2 separate regions of the Homo sapiens genome follow, and region 1 is linked to region 2. The links are chromatin loops, found by intact Hi-C in ENCODE. Cell type or tissue: Panc1. All regions are shown on one strand. Links, peaks and the distances in the headings refer to the core of each region. The heading gives the core; the rest is flanking DNA.

What was found. Hi-C counts contacts between places; a loop is a spot of excess contacts. Peaks named below come from ENCODE experiments on the same cell type or tissue, not always from the same donor. Only the 100,000 strongest peaks of a DNase experiment are listed, where the experiment ranks them.
Region 1: it touches region 2 in a loop (2.7-fold over the local background); 3 of 110 quality-filtered maps call a loop at or near these places.

What each region holds. Positions count from the first base shown.
Region 1 is chr7:11,338,577-11,345,528 of GRCh38, reverse strand. LOC124901590 (a long non-coding RNA gene) reads left to right here and starts at 4,087. Exons shown (of 3, transcript XR_007060212.1): 1 at 4,087-4,181; 2 at 5,130-5,263; 3 at 5,348-6,952. In Panc1, for the core only: CTCF peaks have their summits at 1,317 and 1,518 (motif pointing right); a DNase peak (open chromatin) is centred at 1,528; H3K4me3 peaks cover 205 bases.
Region 2 is chr7:11,071,584-11,079,259 of GRCh38, reverse strand. The region is part of intron 16 of PHF14 (PHD finger protein 14); the gene reads right to left. Among named protein-coding and RNA genes, the nearest start is that of PHF14, 100 kb to the right of the region's middle. In Panc1, for the core only: no CTCF peak of the experiment used is centred there; no DNase peak of the experiment used is centred there.

The sequences.
Region 1 (6,952 bases), core at 1-2,500, 270 kb before region 2:
ATAAACTTGCCAAGCCTGTTTTGCCTAGCAGCTCTGACAGAAAAATGGGCAATTGACTTAAATAAAAAACAAGAGGATCCATTTGGGCTCTTCATAATAAAACTGCCAAGGGGCCTTTGTTAGTTGATGTTTGAGAAGCCACAGATATATCACGTACATCTAGAAATTAAGGAGCCTGTTCTACACACACTTCTTAGGGAATTCGTGATCCAACAACATAAAGCTGAGCTTGTCTAACAGGTAAATGCAGAGTAAGGCTAGCAGGAGATTTCATAAAATGTGAAGAAAAACATTCATCACATAATGTTGTGAATTCTGTTTCTGTCCATTGTTCTTAATGCTGATGAATCCCAAAGGAGAGTAATGTATTTCTCTGCTCCACTTTTTCGGAGAGGTGAATTGTGTCTCCACAGCCTTAAATTTCAAGAGAACCTGACATTAGAAAATAATCAAACTCTCAACAAAATACACATCACTTCAAGGTGGCATTATTTATAAGAGAAAAACATTTGGAAATAGCCTCTACTTTTAGTAATTAGAATTGGTTAAATAAATCTCATATAAAACTATGAAAACTATTTTATAGTCATTAAAAATTTAGTTCTTGAATCACGTGGAAAAAATGTTTATCTTGAAATATCAGTTTTAAAAAGAACCAAACTGATTAAAATTTTGTCAAAGAAAAATTGTAAATATATTACATCTATGAAGAGGTTAAAGTCTGAAGAAGGAAAATATATAAAACTAATAAAAAAGGGTTTTTCTGGAGAACAAATTATAGGTGTCTTGTTTATTCTTTAATTATTTCTGAATTTTTCCAAGTTATCTGTAATGAACTTGTGCTACTTTTATAATCAAGAATTATATTTTAAAATCACAGAATTCAATCAGGACGAATTTCTTCCAAAAAAAATCACTAATTGATGATCAAAGAAAGCCAAATAATATGCCCTTGTATAATTACATACATTCATCTATGCAAAAAAATGAGTGAATTACATAAATAAAACCATCTGATACTATATTATACCATAGGAATAGCTACGTGTTCCTTTAGTCTTTGCAAGAGCATCTGTCACAGTGAAAATACTCCACGTGATACAGTTAATGAGAAGGTTGACGACGTATTTTTGAAAAAAGTTTTTTCTAGGACAAAATGGCTCTGTGATTTTTAATCCTTCCCAGGAAAGACACCTGCACTTAATTTCACCCTTTCTTCTAAAACCATTTATTCCATTAGTTTCACCATCTCACTTTTCACAGCAAATATTACAACTCTTCAGAAGCTCTGCAGAACTTAATAAAACAGCAAACATAGTTATATATCCAGCAGTCATTTTAGACAATTAAACGCAGTTTTCAGTTTCTCTACACGAATTTGATAAGTTGGAGCCCAGACATTGCTTTGAACTGTGATGAAAGGAGGAATTTCTGTTTCAAGCGACACCGTGCCCAATTTAAATTTTGGGAACGATCACCATAAAAAGTTGTCTTGACCAATTTATTCCACTAGATGGCAGTCTTGGGATGCTACATGTAACGAAATTGTGTAATTTCTGAACATTAACCAAAAGACTAGGAAAAAGCAAGGCCATGGGAAGGTAAAATGAGGTTTAAAACGCTACAATAAGGAAATATAAACAAGCAACGGGGAAAGATTTAGGAATCACAGCTGAGACTGATAAGGGGAAACAAAAAATGACTAGACTCTCCTATCTTTATTAAGCATGCATTTTCAGATGTATAGCTCACTCCCTTTCTTGCTTTGCTTTCATTAATCAAGCCCTCATGGAGCCAGTCCCCACCAGTGAGTGGACCAGATTCAGTGTGGCCTTGTGATGATCAACTCTGGCTTATGGCTCACATGCATGGCAAGCAAAAGTGGGGATCTAAAAATGCACAGAACTGCTTTGCTGCCCTCTGAAATGGAAGGGGAAGGGAAGATAAACAGACACCAGTTAGCAATGCAAGATGGAAGATGGATCATGTTCCTATACCTCCCAAGATACCACTTTATGCTAACTGAATGATTCATCTTTTTATGCTAAAGAAAACTACTTTGAATTAAAATTAGGCCATTTCAGAATCCCAGCAGTTTGAGATCACATCACTGATTCTTTCTGACTGAAGTAAAAGCTGGAAGTGTAGCCTTACAAAGACTTGAAACTGAAAAACACTTTTTGCCCAGAATAGAGAGGACATGTAACAGTACCTCATGCCTCTCATCAGGCTGTAGCATTGCAGGTAACTGCTTAATGTGGCTTTCTATGCTTTTCCTCTTTGGACCCTTACTTTTTCCAGTACTGGTTATGAAATGGAATTCAGGCTTCAGTTATTTCAGGAATGCCACAGATGAACTCAGCAGCACTAAACCACCTGAGAACCCAAGGACAAAGAACTATCGCTGAGTCTCTCATAATTGGTCCTTATCCTTCCACTAAAGTCATCACTATTTGAGACTGAATTGCTAGTACAAAGACTGAGTAGAAATCACCTAATGGCATTCATTTACTGGGTCAAGAAGGCTGTTTATTTTATTCTTAGAAAACACTGTTAATTCTTTAGTCTCCCCTTTCAAGAATTCATCTAGCACAATATTTGTCTGTAATTCTTATTAGTAAACCAGGGCAACTCCACAGATGTAGGAGAATGGTGTCAGGTGACTGCCTCATTATGAATGTCAGACTGAAGTTTAGGATATGAATTTCTAATTTTAAAAAATAGTCAATCAGGATGATAAAAATTTAGATAATCCTCAAATGCCAAAATGCTAAAAAAAAAAAAAAAAAGAAAGAAAAGAAAAAAGAAGCCATTGAATAGCACATCATTAGGAATAATGTGGAATAGAATACAAGCATCATCACGTACGCTATTACAAAAACTTAGTGACTATATATTTTTACCTAATCAAATATTGTTATTCGTTTCAACAGAAAGTAAATACTTTCTTTATCATCCAAATTGTCCATCTATATTGCACTAAATGTGTACCTGAAAATTTCCTGTTCAAGAATCTGTATGTATTATGTTTTGAAATTCAGTGTACAATAAATCCACTGTAAATCTATAAAATAAATACGTACTTGAACAGAGATGCTCATACAAGCATACATTGGGATAATATGAATGGAATGAATGAAAATATTGAATTAAGAAGTTTGATATGGAAAATATAAGACAATGGATATATTTTTCCTGGGGACTTGGTAGGTCTTCTTAAAAGGCATAAAGGAAAATATTAATAATTTTGGCAATATTAAAATTTATAACTTTGTTGCAAAAGGCATAACAAAATTAAAATATAAGAGATTGAGTGAAGTTATTTCCATTGTGCCTCCAAGACAAAGGATTAGAACCCAGAATATATATAAAGAATACAAATTACCCAACAAAAACAAATTGGCAAATATACCCAGCAAATCTCAGGTTAGGACAAAGTATATAAATATGATCCCAACTCTTCTGTGAGCCAAGGGAAAGGCTAAAGTAAAAAAAGGACAGTTGAAAGCAGAGGTGGAAATGGAGGGAAGACAGAAGATAATTTCATTGCCTTTGCATCTCCTCAGCTGTTGGCTACAATTTTTTTAAACTTTTACTTGCCTACCATTTATTTCAACTTTTGTACATGAATTAACTATGTTTTTTTAAAAAAAAAAAGTCCAGATTTCCCTAGTTTATTGTATCAAGAAAGCCTTAAACTCTATTCACAATAACTCAAAGACACCAATGCCAGGTAGAAGAGGAGGTGGTTGAAGAAAAAGAACAGACACTCTATTGCATACAAAGATGTAACGAACATTTTTAAAAGAACAATGGTCAAGTCTAGCCTTTAGGTGTAGATTTGATTCTGCATCAAGATGATGAATGAAATCCTGTGTATGGATGGCACTCAAATTTCAGATATGGTTCTGAGATTCTGACAAAGTGGACCACTTTAAACCAGGTCTTGTCTAGGAAAATCATAAGCAACTCAGCCCAGGCTTTACAAGTTGGCAATACAGATTTCCACAAGAGAGCAGCACGTCCTCAGTTTTGAAAAGTACGTTGGTGTGTTTTGCTTCCGTTCTCCACTCCAGATTTTTTTTTCCTTTCATACCAATGGCTGCTAAACACAAACATGTTTGGCTTCATCTGGGAACACTGATGTGAACAGAATACATTCCTCCTCTATGCAGGCACAGGTGAGATTCTACTGCACACATGCTTATCATTTGCAAGAACACAGACCTGACCCAGCATAAAGAATGTGTTAAATGACAATGGGGACAGTGGAGAGCTGTTCGAGATTATGTAATCTCATTCTACACAAGCTGATAGAATTTTTCTCTTTATTAAGCATTGTTTACCCTCAGAAAATTTATCTTCCTCTCTTGGGTGAGTATATATTCACCAAAAACTTACAGCAACATGTACTGCTTATGTAAACATACGATGGATAGAGGTACTGTTTTCAACTTAAAAATATATATATTTATACAATTTAGAACCTTGTTTCCAAGGCAATTAAATTACAATGTTTTCATCTTGACTGAGTACCAAAAAGGTGCCAGGTTCTATAGTTCATATGGAAATAAAGTTAGGAGGGTATTAATAATATAAGAATTCAGTTTTTATTGTCTTTAATTTTAACACACAAAAAGAAAAATTGAATTTTGCAGTAAATATATTTTCCAAATTGGTAAAAGTTATTTTAATCTCAAATCTTACTGTCTGCATAGACTACTTAAGCATTTTGTAATTTAAGTAATTTTGATTTAATGAAACATCAAAGAACCTAAAAGTAAAATCCTCTGTTTTTTACCCTTATTATCTATAAAACAGATTTGTTTTGTTGGGTTTTGTTTTTGTTTTAAATTCCCTGAAGCTTGGGTTGTTTTCCAGGGTGAATTATTTACTAATACCTATTACCCTCAAAAAAGGAGATTTCCCATCAAACTACTGGCATCCACTAAGTAATAATAACCTAAGAAATCAGCTGTGCAAAAAAAGCTACCTAAAGGGGCCAGGAATGAATTACTTGTTTCATAGATAATTCTGTCTCTGCACAAAAGAAACAGGGGAGGGCTGCATTGTTCTTTTGATAACAAATAATAGAGACCTTCTCTTATTTTCTCCTTTGCCTGCTCCAGGAATGAAGATGGAAATTTAACGCAAAGCATCCTGGTCCTTGCTCATTATGATTCTGTAAAGTCCTGCCATTTAGGAAATGTGTCTCAATTTCTGTGGAGATGAAGCAGGAAGGTCAGACTGAGCTTTAATCAAGGTATCTCCCTGCTGGGGTAGGAAGGCTTCCCTCCCCTCATATATGTGGCTTTAATTTGACCGCTTTTTTTTTTTTTTTTTTAAGTGCCTGAAGCCATGTCAGGGTCTGGCCATGGCTGCTATTCACTTAATCCCTGAAGCCCAGTGAGTATACTGATATTGTCATTGACAATTTACTCTTGCGGTATTTTTCTGCTAAACTGAGAGGGATTTTGTCACTGGTGCACTATCAAAAATACATGAAGGACTTGCCCCTTATTAAGAGATGCCATGTCAGTTGAGGTCACATTTATAATGAAACCCCAGCAATGAGGAGTCTCCATCCCTCACAGGAAACAAGGAAAAAAGCAGAACTCTTAAATTGCTCTATGCTGCAAGGAGGATTAGCCTCCTCCTGGGGAAAATGTAGTGGGCTGTCATGCCATTTTGTTCAAAGGATTTCCCCTTCTTCTCGCTGCCTTGAACTCCTTGTCATCGTCTCTCCCCTCACCCTGCCCCACCAGCATCCCCAATGCACGGGCACGGCCCCCAACCCCTTTGGCAATCTTCTTCATCCCTTTTATTTCATAAGAATTTCTTTTCTTTTTCCAGTGTCCTAGATGCTATAATTCATTCTGCATTAGGTGGGGATTACTGATTGACTCCCGAGAAGTCTGGAAAGTTAGACATTGATAAATCAGGTAGTTCTTGGGTTAAGAAGGGTGTCATACATGCTGCCAGACTTGATACTAGGTATGCCAGCTAAATTTTCCTCTTCAATTTGAAAGTCTCTCAAATCCCACTGAAGTGGTAGACTATATGCATTAAAAACAAAACTTGATTGCTGTTCATCAAGTTTGAAAGAATATAGGTTTCCACCCTTGGGCATTAGACATATGAAATGGTTATGAGTGGGGCAGCCAACCCTAGACAAAACCATAGGAATGGGAATCCTGTCACTGCCCCCTCCGCCACAATTACCCTTGTCAGCCCCCTCTCCCGAGGCACCTTTTCTTCCCCATTCTTCCTCTGGCTGGCTATCTGTTGCCAGTTAAGGGATTATTAACGTTATTTTAAATTGGAAACATTTTCAGACAGGTTTGCAACTGAAAAGTGAGAATCAAGAAAGTTCTTCCATATGGCCTTTGGAAGTCTGCTTACCTGAGTTCTAAATAAAATCTCCAAAACAACTTCAAGGATGTTGTTTGTAATTAGGGACTTTCAAGGAGGTTAGGAGCTTCTCCATGTTGTCCTCTTTCTTTACTTTAACAGACTGTTCCTAATGAAATACCTGTCCTTTTGCTAAAATACCTTGAACTAAGATATTAATATTAAGAGATTAAGTAACAGTGCTTCAAGAAATAGAAAAAACCATTCTGTTAATGCCACAAATATTCCCCTCCCAACTTTTTGGTTGTCAAAATCACCTGCTCTTACTAGATAACACCTAGACTTTTCTAAACCATTTACAAGACACATTAACAAAGTGTCTTGGAAGCTGTGTCTCACCTCCCAGTTGTCAGCCCGGAGACTGCCCAATATCCAATGTCAAGGGATGCAAAGTTTGATTCTTATCTACAAGTCTTGGCCTTCCTAACCTGATAACAGCCATGTTCTCTCTCAATATTTATATTCTTACATTTGCTAAGGCTCTTAATTGAGAGCAACAAAATCAGGCTTAACAGAAGAAAATAAAATTTTTGTTAAGATG
Region 2 (7,676 bases), core at 2,937-5,436:
AGACAACCTAATTCTGGATATTTTATTAATAATACATGAGGTCAGTCTAGAGACATAGAGCAGAATTAGAAGAAGCTCCTTTTGAAAGGGCACATACTATATATATAGGTATGTTTAGATTAAATCCTTTTAAGTTCATTGTAATAGTTAGAGCTCATTCAAAAACTGATAACCTTAATTCATCTTAGTTTAGGATAAATGTAATTGCTCCTTGAAACTTTCACAGAAGGAATTTAGGCACTTAAGAATTAAAATAAAAAGCAACCATATATCATACATTAGTAGCTACATAGATAATAAATATGAGAAATGCTAAAAATACTTATGTAGATAATATAATTCATATTAATCTACATATTTTAGTCCATTTAAAAGCTCAATTTACTTTGTTTTACAGAAAGGAAAAGACAAATTTTTCAGATTAAAACATTTTCTACTACAAAATGTTTCTTACAAACTTATCTCAATTAGTAATAAATGAAAAGTGACTGCGTTATAATTAATTCCCATGTTTTTCAAAGCTATAGTCTAAAAAATATATAAATAAGAACAAAACTTTAAAAATACGATGGGTCAATAATACAAATAAAAATAGCACTGTTGGGTGAGAGGCTTATTCTATAAATGACTCACATTCCTTACACCTGAATAATACTTTGCATTTCTGAATTTCTTTCTCTTCTTAACTTCTGAAGCATTACAAAATCATGAAATTTGAAAATTAAAAGGGATTTTTAAATCAATCTAATGCATTGCTCATTCTATGAATGAGAAAACTGGCTCGCAGAGAGGTTATTTGCATTTCTCATGGTTATACAGCCTCTCCCTGGCAGAGACTTAACCAAAATTTCAACCTCTTAATTTTAGCTCTATGCCCTCTCCCCACCATTTTTCCTAGTTAGTTATTGACCGAATTTTCAAGTGAGGTTCATATTCTGTTATTCACTAAGATAAATATTAAATGCACTATCACTGCCCAGAAAAGAGGCAGGATAATCATCCTGGTTTTCCTAGTTAACAAACCTCTCCATGTATGTCAACAATATTAAGGGAAAAATAAGGGTTAAGCTAATGACACACATGCCACCTAGAGAATAAGTGAATAAGGATAAATAAGGGGAAAAAATGAGGTTAGATAGCTTCTCTTCTCTTTCGTCAGAAAACAAAAATGTGAAAGCATTTCTATTCAAATACCACAGTGTGAACTAAAATACCCACATGCCACATATACTCAGGCATTTTAATACTTGAAAAAGATCAGTCTAAGGTTATGTAATTCTGAGGTTATATCTTCTTGAAATTTAAGCCTCAGTTTCATGCACGCTGAAGAGAGAAGCAACTTAATGGTGCAAAACTTCTCAACTGAGGAACAAACTGACATTTATTTTATGAAGATTCTGAGATAGATAATGTTCTTACTTGCTAAGCTTACTAAATTTCAAGTGACTGCAATTCTTTGTCTATTACCTTGTATTGCTCCACTCATTTAACTGAACCTGCCTCTCAAAATATAGTAATAGTAATAATGATAATAAAAACAACCTCTAAGCTCACAGGCAAACAAGAGACTATGTACGAGGTATATCTGTTCTCCAAATCATACTCACAAAATGCAAATACAGTGTGCTTGAATCTGTCTTTTTTTTTTTTTTTTTTTTTTAAGACAGAGTCTCGCTCTGTTGCCAGGCCGGAGTGCAGTGGCGCGATCTGGGCTCACTACAACCTTTGCCTCCTGGGTTCAAGTGATTCTCCTGCCTCAGCCTCCTGAGTAGCTGGGACTACAGGCGCGTGCCACCACACCCGGCTAATTTTTGTATTTGTAGTAGAGACGGGGTTTTACCACGTTGGCCAGGATGGTCTTCATCTCTTGACCTTGTGATCTGCCCACCTCAGCCTCCCAAAGTGCTGAGATTCAGGCATGAGCCCCACTGCGCCCGGCTGAATCTGGCTTTTTTTTTTTCTTTGCACTACTGGTTAATTCAAATGCTTACGTTTCTAACATTTTTACATAATTATGCCTATATATTCAGAGGTTTCTTCAATTTATAATTAGAGCAATAATATGTGTTGATCTTTAAGACAAGACAAAGGGACTACAAAAGCATTTAGTAAATAGATGACCATAATGAACATTACTAACGACCAAAAGAGTAAAAGTGTAGATGGTAACATACTATGAATTTCCTAAGAAGCAACTTTCATAAATATAGATAGTATTAAATGTAGTATATATGAATTAAACATGACACATGGCATTTTAATATGTGCACATACAACATAAGTACAACATATATATTAGTATTATATTAATATACCATTGAGATACTAACATATCTTAGAATTATCTGAAAAAGGTGTAATTTTGCCAAAAAAAAAAAAAACCATATTTGAAAGCTAGGCACAGTGACTCATGCCTGTAATCCCAGCACTTTGGGAGGCCAAGGCAGGCGGATTGCTTGAGAACAGGAGTTAGAGATGAGCCTGGACAACATTGCAAAACCCCATCTCTACCAAAAATACAAAAATTAGTCGGGTGTGGTGGTGTGCACCTGTAATCTCAGCTACTCAGGAGGCTGAGGCAGGAGAATTGCTTGAACCCCGGAGGTAGAGGTTGCAGTGAGCTGAGATCACGCCACTGCACTCCAGCCTGGGCTACACAGTGAGACTCTGCCTCAAAAAAAAAAAAAAAAAAGAAAAAGAAAAAAATATCCAAGATAAGCATCTCTAAAGAAGATTCAGTTCCCAATCTGTGCGATGGTCTTCATTCAAAATAAAATATAAAAAATCCAATGACATCTAAAGTTAAAAAGCAGACAGTACATTTTAAAAAAATAATATTAAATACAACTAAACAGCATACTTATAAGAATAGAGGTTATAGCACTGAAGCCTCAAAGAACAACAAATATATCATTGAAAACCATAAAATAAAGAAAATAAAACAGCAGGTATGATCACGGAAGGGATGCCACCATTTAGCCTTTAACAAATTACATTTATCAAAGAAAGTTTTACCAACCACACTGTTCAAATGTAAATTATGCTGAGACTATAGAGGTTAAAACCATGGACTCTGTAGCCAGACTGCCTAACTCTGAATCTCAGTTCCAACACTTTCTAGTTACGCAACTTTCTCGCTGTTGCCCAGGCTGGAGTGCAGCGGCACGATCTTGGCTCACTGCAAGCTCCACCTCCCGGGTTCACACCATTCTCCTGCCTCAGCCTCCCGAGTAGCTGGAACTACAGGCGCCCGCCACCATGCCCGGCTAATTTTTACTTTTTTATTTTTTTTGGTAGAGACGGGGTTTCATCGTATTAGCCAGGATGCTCTCGATCTCCTGACCTCGTGATCCACCCGCCTCAGCCTCCCAAAGTGCTGGGATTACAGGCATGAGTCACCGCGCCCAGCCTAGCTATGCAACTTTTAAGCAGTTACTTAAGCTCTATTCTTCAGTTTCCTCATCAATTCAAAGGAGATATTAATACTTATTTCATAGGGTATCTAAATGACTTAATACATGTATATAAGATACCTGATACATATTGATATAGTTTGGATATATGTCTCCTCCAAATCTCAGGTTGAAATGTGACTTCCAGTGTTGGAGGTGCGCCTGGTGGGAGGTGTTTGGGTCATGGGAACAGAACCCTCATGAATGGCATAATAATAAAAAAAAAAAAAAAAAAAAAAAAAACCTCTTTCCTTCCCATGGGAATGAGTGAGTTCTTGTTAATTCACACAAAAGCTAGTTAAGAATCTGATGCTTCCTCCTCTTTCTCTTGCTTGCTCTATGTGATATGCCAGCTCCCCCTTTGCCTTCTGCCATGATTGTAAGTTTACTGAGGCCTTGCCAGAAGCAGATGCTAGTGCCATGCTGCTTGTACAGCCGGCAGATCCGTGGGCCAAATAAACCTCTTTTCTTTATAAATTAGCAAGCCTTTGGTACTTCTTTATGGCAACATCAACTAACAGAGAAAATTGGTACCAAGAAGTGTAGTGTTGCTATAAAGATGTCTGAAAGGCCAGGTGCAGTGGCCCACACCTGTAATCCCAGCACTTTGGGAGGATGAGGCAGAAGGATTGCCTGAGCTCAGGAGTTTGAGACCAGCCTGGGCAACACGGTGAAACTCTGTCTCTTCTAAAAATACAAAAAATTAGCCAGGTGTGATGGCATGTGTCTGTAGTCCCAGCTACTCAGGAGGCTGAGGCAGGAAAATTGCTTGAACCTGGGAGATGGGGGTTGCAGTAAACGAAAATCATGCCACTGCACTCCAGCATGGGTGACAGAGCAAGACTCCATCTAAAAAAAAAAAAAAAAAAAGATATCTGAAAATATGGAAGCAGCTTGGGAACTGGGTAATGGGCAGAGGTTGGAAGAGTTTAGAGGGCTGAGAAGAAGACAGGAAGACAAGGGACAATTTGGAACTTCTTAGAGTATTGTTAAGTGGTTGTGGCCGAATGCTGATAGCAATTGACACCAAAGGCCAGACTGATGAGGCCTCAGATGGAAATGAAGAACTTATTGGGAACTGGAGTAAAGGTCACCCATATTATGCCCTAGCAAAGAACTTGGCTATATTTTGTGCATGTTCTTGGGATCTATGGAAGTTTGAACTTAAGAGTGATAACACAGGTTTCTGGTAGAAGAAATTTCTAAGCAGTGAAGCAGTTAAGATGTGGCCTGGCTGCTTATAACAGCCTATGAATCGATACAGGAGCAAGGAAATGACTTAAAGTTGGAACTAACGGGGCCAGGCACGGTGGCTCATGCCTGTAATCCCAGCACTTTGGGAGGCTGAAGCAGGCGGATCACGAGGTCAGGAGATCGAGACCATCCTGGCTAACACGGCGAAACCCTGCCTCTACTAAAAATACAAAAAATTAGCTGGGCGTGGTGGCAGGCGCCTGTAGTCCCAGCTACTCAGGAGGCTGAGGCAGGAGAATGGTATGAACCCGGGAGGCAGAACTTGCAGTGAGCTGAGATCGTGCCACTGCACTCCAGCCTGGGCAACAGAGCAAGACTCTGTCTCAAAAAAAAAAAAGAAAAAAAGAAAAAAAAGGAAAGGCATTTTCAGGAGAGGAATTCAAGGTGGTTGTGGAGCAACCATTTGCTAAAGTGATTAGCATGACTAAAAAAGAGACAAATGATAATAGCCAAGACATGGGGGAAAGGCATTGAACGCATTTTGGAGATCTTCCAGGCAGTGCAGCCCATCACAGGCCCAGAGGTCTAAGAGAAAATAACATTTTCAGAGGCCATGCCTGGGGCTCTGCTTCCTTGCTCAGCCTCAGGACACTGCTCCCAGAATCCTGGCTGCTCCAGCTCCAGCTGATGCACAGAGCCCCAGGTACAGCTCACATCACCAGGTACAGCTAGCTCGGGCCACCAATCTGGCCTTGGTGTTTTCCACATGCTGTTAAGCCTCCAGGTGCACAGAATGCGAGAGTGAAAAAATCTTGGCAGCCTCCACCTAGGTTTCAGAGGAACCCAGGTGTCCAGGCAGAAAAGCCTGTCACAGAGACAGAGCCTTCACAGAAAGCCTCTACTAGTGCAGTGCGGAAGGGAAATGTGGAGTTGGAACCCTCACACAGAATCCCTACCAGGGAACTACCTGGTGGAGCTGTGGGAAGGGCGCTGTTGCCTTCCAGACCTTAGAATGGTAGAGCCACCAGCAGCTTGCACCCTGAGCCTGGAAAAGCCACAGGCATTTAACTCCAACCCATGAGAGCAGCCAAGGGGGCTGAATCCTGGAAAGCCACAGCAGCAGAGCTGCCCAAAGCATTTGGAGCCCACCCATTGTACTAGTGTGCCCAGGATGCAGGATATGGCATCGAAGGACATTGTTTTGAAGCTTTTAAGGTTTAATGTATGCCTGGCTGGGTTTTAGAAATATGTGGGGGCCTACTGCCTGTTTCTTTTGGTTAATTTCTCATTTTTGACATGGGAATGTTTACCCAATGTCTGTACCACCATTGTATCTTGGAAGTAAATAACTTGTTTTTGATTTTACAGGCTCATAGATGGAAGGAACTTGCCTTGAGTCCCCAGTAAGACACTGGATTTTGGACTTTTGAATCAACGATGGAGTGAGTAAAGACTTTGGAGGACTGTTAATAAAGGACAATTGTATTTTGCAATGTGGAGAAGATAAAACTGGGGAGGGGGGGCAAGGAGTGAAAGTATATAGTTTGGATGTTTCTCCCATTCAAATAACATGCTGAAATGTGATCTCCAATATTGGAGGTGGGCCTGGTGGGAGGTGTTTGGACCACAGGGGCAGATCCCTCATGAATGCTTGGCACTAAACCCATGGGAATAAGCAAATTCTTGCTGTTAGTTCACATGAAAGATGGTTGTTTAAAGGAGCCTGACACCTCCTCTTTTCTCTGTTGTTCACTCTATGTGATATACTGGCTCACCCTTTGCCTTCCACCATGATTGTAAGTTTCCTGAGACCTCACCAGAAGCAGATGTCAGTGCCATGCTGCTTGAACAGCCTGCAGAACTATGAGCCAAATAAACTTACTTTCTTTATAAATTAGCTAGCCTCAGGTATTTATAGCAATGTAAACAGACTGACAAACACAATAAGCACTATATATGTTATATCAGAGTTGCTGTTATTTGCATATATATAGCCTTTACCATTTTTTGTCCACTGTGCCAAGCCCTTTACTTGTACGGTATTACTTAATCATCCAGACAATCTATGGAGTAGGTACTATTGTTTATTGCTATTTTATAGATAATGAAGGTAAAACACAGGCAAGATAAAAGCAGAGTTCACAAATAACAAAAGAAGGTTTAAAACCTTGATATAGTTTGGATACGTGTCCCACTCAAATCTCATGTTGAATTATAGTCCCCAATGTTGGAAATGGGACCTGATGGGAGGTGACTGGATCACGGGGGTAGATTTCTCATGAATGGTTTATACCATCCTCTTGGTGCTGTTCTCATGATGGTGAGTTCTTAGAAGATCTGGCTGTTTAAAAGTATACAGCATCTCTCACATCTCTCTCTTTGCCCCTGGCCCCTGCCACATAAGATGCCTTTACCCCCTTTGCTTTCTGCCATGATTAGAAGTTTCCTGAGGCCTCCCCAGAAGCAGAAACCGCTATGCTTCCCTTACAGCCTGCAGAGCCGTAAGTCAATTAAATATCTTTTCTTAGTAAATTACCAGTCTTGGGTATTTCTTTACAGCTATGCAAGAATGGACTAATACAACTCAGCAGAATGGTTATAAATCCTCATACTTAATCATTCATTTTACAGTACTGCCTCTCAAAATAATAGACACTTTGAAATGTAATAGAATCTAGGCTCTTAATATAAATTTAGCAGGCTTACTTTTTTAATATCCAAAATTAAAAGTACTGAGTTGAAGAATGAATAAAATGGTGTAATTTTTTCATATGAGAGTCACTTTAACACTTCTTTAATTAGAAGTTCTCTTATTGCATTAAATTAGTTGTGGAAACAAAATCTAATTTATACATAATCAGAAACATGTCTCAGGGCTATGAGAAACCAGTGACAAAAGAACATTTGCAGTGGTTGCCTGACGCTGGAAATGGGGGCTATGAATGACTATAAACAGGCATAGTAATTTTTGAGGTGATGGAAATACTCTAAAAACTGGACTGTAATGATCGTTGAACAATGACAAATGTA